Regions from separate parts of the Homo sapiens genome. Here region 1 is linked to region 2. A link is an interaction called in ENCODE POLR2A ChIA-PET data of the cell type or tissue named here. Cell type or tissue: IMR-90. All regions are shown on one strand. Each heading gives the region's core, and the rest is flanking DNA. Links, peaks and the distances in the headings are about the cores only.

Evidence for each region. Peaks named below come from ENCODE experiments on the same cell type or tissue, not always from the same donor. Only the 100,000 strongest peaks of a DNase experiment are listed, where the experiment ranks them.
Region 1: POLR2A ChIA-PET joins it to region 2 with 8 read pairs; 21 of 35 experiments call an interaction of 5 or more read pairs at or near these places.

What each region holds. Positions count from the first base shown.
Region 1 is chr2:37,243,489-37,247,942 of GRCh38, reverse strand. It overlaps NDUFAF7 (NADH:ubiquinone oxidoreductase complex assembly factor 7), which reads right to left. Exons shown (of 10, transcript NM_144736.5): 7 at 3,970-4,080; 8 at 1,748-1,891; 9 at 314-487. Among named protein-coding and RNA genes, the nearest start is that of NDUFAF7, 14 kb to the right of the region's middle. In IMR-90, for the core only: no CTCF peak of the experiment used is centred there; a DNase peak (open chromatin) is centred at 1,532; H3K27ac peaks cover 478 bases.
Region 2 is chr2:37,187,985-37,192,211 of GRCh38, reverse strand. It overlaps SULT6B1 (sulfotransferase family 6B member 1), which reads left to right and starts at 3,542. Exons shown (of 7, transcript NM_001367551.1): 1 at 3,542-3,770. The coding sequence starts at 3,572. RefSeq lists enhancers at 2,011-2,535, 2,536-3,061. In IMR-90, for the core only: a CTCF peak has its summit at 2,236; a DNase peak (open chromatin) is centred at 2,211.

The DNA.
Region 1 (4,454 bases), core at 1-4,000, 56 kb before region 2:
TTAACAAATATCCTCAGGGGGTTTGATCTACAGTAAGGTTTAGGTGTTCTCAGAAGAACAGTTAGAAAATTCATACCCATAAACGCAGTTTTCTTAACAAACAAAAACACTATTTGGAAGTCTTAATGCTACCTCCCATGGAGATGCATAAAACTTACCAGACTAGTTACTAAATCCTATACTACCTGAAAAGACTGGAATACCAAGGATTGGCTAACTACAAGAGCATTAAGGCCAGGTGAACATACTATTTAAAGTAATTTTTGAAATACTATGAAAGTACTTAATAACAGTGAAATAAAATAAACCTTACCTTCAGCCGGACATCAATACCCATATTTTTTAAAAATGTGTGTTGTTTTATTGGGCCCAGAGAGGCTACTTTTCCCTGTGCCATTCTTCGCAAATAACTGAAGTCCACATCAGCTGTTAGATCTGCTGTTCCTGGGGCAATTAAGACATCATGAAGCTTGTGGTCGCAAAACCCCTTGAACATAAAGAAATCAGATTTTTGCCCTTTTATGGTTATTAAGATTAAAGAAATGCTATCATATTAAAGTTATTTAATATTTACATTAATGCTTGAGGTGACGGAATAGAGCTCTCATTAATTCTCTAGGCAGGGAACACCTAGGCAGTGTTTTACAAAGTATATGCATCAACCATGCATCAGAATCACCTGAGATACACTACAAACTACTACACAGCCATAAAAAAAAATGAAATCACGTCCTTTTCAGCAACGTAGACATAGCTGGAGGCCATTATCCTAAGTGAATTAATGCAGGGACAAAACCAAATACCACATGTACATCTCACTTAGAGCTAAACACTGGGTACACGTGAACATACTTATGGGAACAAACACTGGTGACTACTAGAGGGGAGACAGGAGGAGGGGAACAAGGGCTGAAAATCTATCTACTGAGTACTATGCTTGCCACCTGGGTGACAGGCTCACTCGTACCCCAAACCTCAGAGTCAATGCAATATACCCATGTAACAAATAACAAACCTGCCTCATGTACCCCCTAAATCTAAAATAAAAGTTGAAATTACTTAAAAAAAAATCACCTGAGAATATATTACTGACCCTAACCAGACCTGGTCAGTCAGAATCCTGGAGGTAAGGCTAGAGAATGAGTATTTTCAACAAACTATCCAGGTTATTTTTAGATAAAGTTAGAAATTAAGAACCACAGACCTAGAAAATGACTAAGAGCATTTAGTTAAATGTTTTTCAATTAAAGTATATTGAATAGAATTGATTATATTCAAAGATCATTAAGAAAGGATGTTTAGGAACAGTGTAAAAGAATACATCTGGAAAGGGAAAAAATGTTGAAAATATGATAGAAAAAGCTAGAATGATTACAGTAGGTAGTTTAAATCTGTAAAGAAGTACCAAAATTTTTCTTGAATGAAGGGGGTTACAGATAGGTTTAAGAATGTGAAGAAAATCTTTCCATTTGTATTATTCAGCTGCTTATCTGGATTTATATAAACATAGGTTCTACAACTAAGGAAGAATGTACACAATTCAGATCCTGTTAAAGGAGGGCTGGACAGTAGACTCAGTGTTAGCAGTAAGAACTAGGGTTAAGGGGAATTACAATAACATGAATTAATGTTAACTATAAAATAATGTAATACAACAATACCAGGCACTGTAGAAATCAAAGCTCTTCAATGGGCTTCAGATCTAACACTGAAATTCTGATAAATCATGTTACTGAATTATACATACTCTGAAGGTATCTGTCTTTGTTCCATCATGACCATAATCAGCAACCAGTGCAGCACCTCCAGTTAATGCAATGCGTTGAGAAAGTTCCTCGATGATAACACCAGCATCAGGACACACTTCAACATGATCCCTTGTTTCGTCATGCTAGTAAAGGGATCATTGCAAGAGTCAAAATGCATCATTCAAAAGAATGACTTCCTTACGGTTTTTCAGGTTTTTCCTCAATGAGCATTTCTTAGTTTTAATAAAAATAAATTCTTAATATGAGTATGTTCTCTACACTCAACTTTTCACCTGACTCCCTTTTTATTATACAAAACTCCTTAGTTCTTTGATGCTATCCCACTTGATATACAAAGACATTTTAATCTCTTTTATAAAAAGGCAAATGCCCTCCCAATCCCCCCAGATGGCCTAGAGCATTATCATTTAATGTAAAATTACTTTTGTATCACAAATCATATAAACACATTCCTCTAGGTTGAAAGCATGGGAAAGGGATTTTTTTTGTCTGCCTAGAACAGTGCCAGGCACATAACAGTCAATGAAAATATTGTGCTGAAAGAACAAATGGTATAAATCCAATAACACGAAGCAGACCCTATTAGACAATTATATTATCATGCCCTCTGTTGTGCCAGAAAGTATCCCAATGATATGCCCTACATCAAGAAACGCTGGCTTATAAACTAGTGCCAATGTATTGAAACCGTTATTACCCCAAGATGTCCACTTAACTAAGGGGCCACAATAAGTGTGTACTAGCTTAAAAAGCAAAATCACACTAAGTATTAACACTTGTCAACCTGACTAGTATATATGAAATTTCACTACTTCCTGATCTGATTGAAAATGTGGTATTTCTTTCCCTTCATTATGAAAACATACATTAACTTGTACTCCTTCCTAACACCTTATTATAGAAATGCAGTAATGACCTGCCCTGATGTCTGCCTATGGTAACAGGCATAGAGTCAGATGAAGTTAAATCTCAGCTCTTCCTATGCTTACTGGTAGACAAGTTACTTAAACTTTCTGAGTTGTTTTCTTCCTTATAGATATTGTAGGTTTATTGTGAGGATTAAATATAACTAACCATTTAGCTAATAGTGCAATCAAATTACTGTGGCTTAACTATAAAAACCATGAAGTCAGCCTCATCAGGCATCAGTGGACACGCTGATCATGCTGACATTCTATCTTAGGCTACTCTTCAAGATGACATGTATTACCACGCATCTCATTCAAGTGAAAGAGAATATTCGCTCCCTCCCTTCCTAAGTGAATACTAATTAGGTCAAGAACTAAATGAACTCCCAGGGCCAGGAGGTTAGTTCTTGGTAGTTCTATGAATATGTCATTCAGGTAAACTTAGATTGCTATACTATGAAAAAACAGGTGTTCATAAGTGTTCAGTCTGACATTTAAATTTATACTTAACAAAACTTAATTCATACATTTAAGTTTAAAAGCTCTTGTGCTTTTAAAACTGATAATTTCTAAGTAAGAAGTTCTCAGTTAAGGTCCAGAAAGTAAAAATCATCTTCTGAGCTGGAAAAAAAGGATTAAAAAAAAAGAGGCAGTCTGAAGCCTGGACGTTCCTGAGAAGTACAGGGATTTTTTTGTACCTTTAAACAAGCCACAATAGACAGGCTCTTGCAATGATTCCTTGAGATCAACAGAAAGCAGTAGTAATTCTACCATTCTGGCCGAATCAAACTGAGATCTGTGTGGAAGCATGGGATAAAAGCCATGCTGTAGCCCAAAGAAGGATAATAATAGAACCTACCTAATATAGTTGCTTTGAGAATTAAATGAGAAAACAGAGTAACACAAAGTACTCAACAAACGTTAGCTGTTATTGTTAATTTACTATAGTCTGTACTACATTGCTTTCACAGATGTAAACTCTTCCTGTGGACAATACCATTACCATTTGACATGAAACTGAGATAAGCAGTGAAAGTAAGAGACTTGGCTGAGTAAGCGGTTACTTACTTTCTCTTACTACATGACGTTAAGGTCACACACTTAAGAAATGATTTTAACCCATGCTCCTGCCTCTAGCTCCTCTGCACTTTCACTGTCAATAAAAAGCACCTCGTATGCTACTAGCAACTCTTCCTGTAAAGGAACTCTAAAACTCTAAAGTAGTAACTCAGAAAATAAGACTTTGAAGATTCTGTGAGCAATAAAAGAAACTTAAAAAAGCATATTCTTACTTGTATGAAGGCTTCTGCTGGGGTGGCAGAAGGTGCCAAAACAAACCTCAGTTTATCAGAAACCTGTGGATCAATGTCAACAAATACTTCTCGCCATCCCTGTGGTGTTTTCTAAACACAAAATAACACATAAAAACAAATTTTTGCAAGTTTGTTCTCTACATTGCTTCTACCAAAAATAGCTTTTTCTCCTCTTACCATAAGTAACTAACATTTACAGAGAACTTACTATTTAAAATTACTTAAATTCATTACTTCATTGCCTTTGAACAATGAGTAGACCAATCGATGCAAAAGAAACAATAACAGAGATGACGCTGTGGAAGATAAAATCAGCAGCATGGAAAGTACCCCAAAAACGGAAATAGACTCAGGAAGAACAGCCAGAAGCTTTACTAACAAATTACTACAGGATCATGAGAGCTGCTCTTCTCCTCACAAATTACCAGTACATATACATTATCACCAAATCTTAAATCTCCTCA
Region 2 (4,227 bases), core at 228-4,227:
TCTTACAATTGATATATATATTGAATATAGTATTTGTCCCAAAATGCTGTTATTAAATAAAATGTTTTAGTGATGCAGGTTTTTTCTTGGCTGCTTAACCAGCCAGAAACCTCTAATGCCAGCAACACTGCAGGAGGCACCCAGCCCAACCAGCTGTACTTGCTTGCACTCCCACCTAGATCCAGTGCTTGCGGTGGGATCCACACTCAGCCCGCTGCTGGGCCGGCCATGCCACGACCTGCTTCCACCTTGGGCAATGGTGTCTGCATGAGGGGAACATGGTGACACCCAAACAGGGATGCCAGCAACCCCAATCCCCAGAGCGGGTGTTATAGCATGCTAACAGCTCTTTTAGTCCCATTGCTCCACTCCCTGCTGCTGCTCCTGGGCTGGCCTGGCCCTGTCACTCCTTCCCTCATGTGGGGCGGCTGCCCTACACCAGTGAAGGGTGGGGGATACAGTATTACAGTTTTTTTCGTACCCACCTTCAGGCTAAGGGGGCTACCTGCCTTAGGGTGGCAGACCACGCTGTTTGATTCCCATCTCTGCTGATAGCTGTTCCATTGTTCAATAAAACTCTTCTCTGCCCTTCTCACTCTTTGGTTTTCAGCATAACCTCATTCTTCTTGAATGCAGGACAAGAACTTGCGATCTGCCAAATGTGGGTACAAAAAAGGCTGTAACACTGTGATCCTCTGCCTCCTGCTCGTGCCTGCAGCCAACCCACACAATGGAAAGCAGCAGCCAGGCTGGGCCAGCCGTGGAGCCTATGGGCCTGAGTAGGCAGGGGACTGAATGAGCTATAACATAGGCAGGCTGGGGCACCAGGCTGAGCCAGGCCCAGGCGGGGATGTGCCATCCTGCATCACTAGAACCCAGGAAATTTATTGCCCTTGTGGTCCTAAAAATCTCTCTCCTCAGAAAATAAGATTTTTTTTTTTTTTTTTTTTTTTTGCAGTGAAAAATGCCATGGCCTTGTTTCTCATAGCAGGTAAAGAAGAACCAAAGAATTCACTGGTACTAACAATTAAACCTATGCCCTCTGAGATCTCATTGTAAGTGTCTTTCTGCCTGGACTTAGCTGTACTGCCTGCGTTCCAACCCTAGCCCCTCCAAATCCTGACTCTGCAATTGTAACCAGGAACCCCAGCTTTTAAAATATCTTTTAATCACTCACTTTCTTTCCCTCCCCTCTTACCCCTTCATTCCTTCCCTCTCTAGACCTTCTCCCCTGGCAATGCATGTTTATCTAATTGTTTTCTTGGTTAAAAAATTCCAGAAGCTAATCTTGAAACAAACCAAGTGCAGAGCCCCAACTACAGAATCCTTGTGCTTAGGGGGAGTCGCAAACATTTTCTCCACTACCATTGGGCTGAAATCAAGATAATGCCAGCCAGACCTCCAAACAGGCAATTACCCAAGATATCCGTTGAAACAAGACATACAGACCCTGCATCCTGTACCACTCCCAAATGTCTCCCATACATTTCCCCCTTAAAAACGCTATGGTCAATTTTAAAATTTAAGGTGGTACTTTAGAACACTAGTTCACCATCTTCTCTGTTTGCTGGCTCTCCGATTAAAACCTGCTTTTCCTCCCGCCAACCCTCACCTCTCGTCTTCTAGAAGCCACTTAGCCCCTGTGGCCTCAATTAACCTAACTGCAAAAGGTAGCAAAGCAACACCCATTTCATAAGGCTGTTAGGAAATTACATCAGATCGTTCCTGTAATCTTAGCAATTTGGAAGGGGATGTGGTACATGCAAGTACTCAATAATGTTAGCTACCCTTTTAACTGATACATGAATGACAGTACAGCTTGGTAACTAAGAATAACTAGAAGTCATCTTCTTCACTGGTTAACATTGGTTAAGAGAAAGGTAAATACAGTGAAAAAAATTACCTTCTTAGAAAAATGGAAGAAGCATAAGAAGAAAGATGTGGGGAAGAGAATGGGAGAGAAATAAGAAGAAATATACAGTCTACATTTATAGATATTTGACTTATCAAGAGGCCAAAGAGTAAATTATGACCCAGAAAATGTACCAGATAGGATATAGGCTAAACTGCTATAACTTTTGAGTAATTGCAATTGTAATTGTTGAGACTCCAATAATTCAGTGGCTCAAACAAGATGAACAATTATGCTCTTTCACATACAGGTCAGAACGAGGCCTGTTACACAGTGTGAGTCATGGGAGGGTGGCTCTCTTTCTCAAGGCCATCCAGTAAGCTGGCTTCCTCTGTCTTGTTAGTCTGCCACCCCCTGGAGTGCTGCTTTCCTCCGAATTAGCAAATCTGGTTTGCCAACACAGTATCTGCCTTCCAGGTATGGGGAAGGCACTAAAGAAAATTGGAGAGCCATCAACTTACTGTTTTAGCCACAGGGCCACACCAAGCTGCTGGGAGATGGGAAGTGTGGGCCAACTTACCCAAAGGAAAAAGGGGAGAGTGGCTGCTAGAGAAAGAGCGTACCCTAGGAAATGTTCCAGGGAGAAGCACCTTCCCCGCACACGCATTAAGAGACACAATGACGTAGTATGACCTTCTGGGGGCACTACACTAGAAAAGGGAAGAAAGCCTCAGATGGGCATGTGTACAGCTTCCTAAACACACTGCACATGCTTACTTCCCTGGGGTAAGGAGGGCAGCCCACCCTAAAGGAAGAATCATGGGAAAGTGGTGTGAGATGCTGGAAGTGGGCCAGCCTATGAAGGCCTAGCATCAAGGTTAAACATTTTGCACTTGTACTTGAAGTCATCCACTTGGGTGTCTTCTAAGTGTGCTTTCCTTTCTTTCCTGCTCTAAAGCTTTTAATAAACTTCCACTCCTGCTCTGAAACTTGCCTCAGTCTCTTTTTCGGCCTTACATCCTCAGTCAATTCTTTCTTCTGAGGAGGCAAGAATTGAGGTTACTGCAGACCCATATGGGGTAACTCAGATACATTTCCACTGTTAACAATTTTACATAAACTTTTAGAGATATATTATCATTAGCTCAGAGTAACACAACTAGTAAATGGTAGAGTCAAGGTTCAAACTCAGGTCTTTAGACTTGTGTATCTATTGAGCCAGTAAATGAGAGTGCCTAAGACTGCCCCCAAATCTGGTCTCTTTTCCACCCCACCAAATTACCTCACAATCCCATTGCTTCCTTTCACACCACAGAGGATATGTGTGGAAATCTATCAACCCAGAAGAGAACTGAGGTTTCATTCTGTGAATTTCTAATAGAAAAATTGCATGCCTGATTAAATACCTATTTGTTAGATATTTAATATATATTTTCTTCTATTAGGATATTCCATTCTTACTTTCATTGGGCAGGTTGCCGAAATGGTCATGTAATCAGCCCTTGGGGTAATATTCCCTGATCCTCAGCCTGTTTTGCACCTGTGGTTTAGCTTTTCCCAGGAGGATATGTAATAGTGAGGGAGGGGTGGATGAGAATTAAATGATTTCTTTTTCATGTGACTGGGAGGAGCCCTTTATTCCAGCCCCTGCCCAACTCCATTAAAAGCAATCACTCCCCCTGAACAGCCACAGAGCAGGTTCTTTTACAGGGAGCCACCATGGCTGATAAATCCAAATTTATTGAATACATTGACGAAGCTTTAGAAAAATCAAAAGAAACTGCACTCTCTCATTTATTTTTCACCTATCAGGGGATTCCTTACCCCATCACCATGTGCACCTCAGAAACTTTCCAAGCGCTGGACACCTTCGAAGCCAGACATGATGACATCGTGCTAGCATCTTATCCAAAGTGCGGTAAATGACAAGTCGTTTCCTACAAGTACACTTCTCATAGTGAGTAGGTTGGGGAGGGTATGAGACAAAGGTGGGATGAAGGCGGTTCCTCATTGCAGGAATCTGTCTGAGCATCAGTGAGGAGGAGGGCCACAGTGGTTAAGTACGTAGGTTGTAAAATCAGTAAATAGAACTGCTAGATTAAAAAACTCCAGTGTCTGAAGGAAGAGCTCTGTGCGGAAAGGCCATGATGGAGGATGGAGGGCAGAAGGGGGTGGATGACGGGCCTGGAAGGGAGGAGCATGAATGTGGGAAAGTCCAGTTGGCAAGGAACAGTGACAGTAGCAGTGATTTTGTCTTGATTTCTGGCTGGACAAAAGCACAGCCACTTCTATAATTTACATGATGATTTCCATGTTATAAATTATTTTTCAGGATCAAATATTGCTCCATCAGTTTCTCAAATCACTTTTACAAA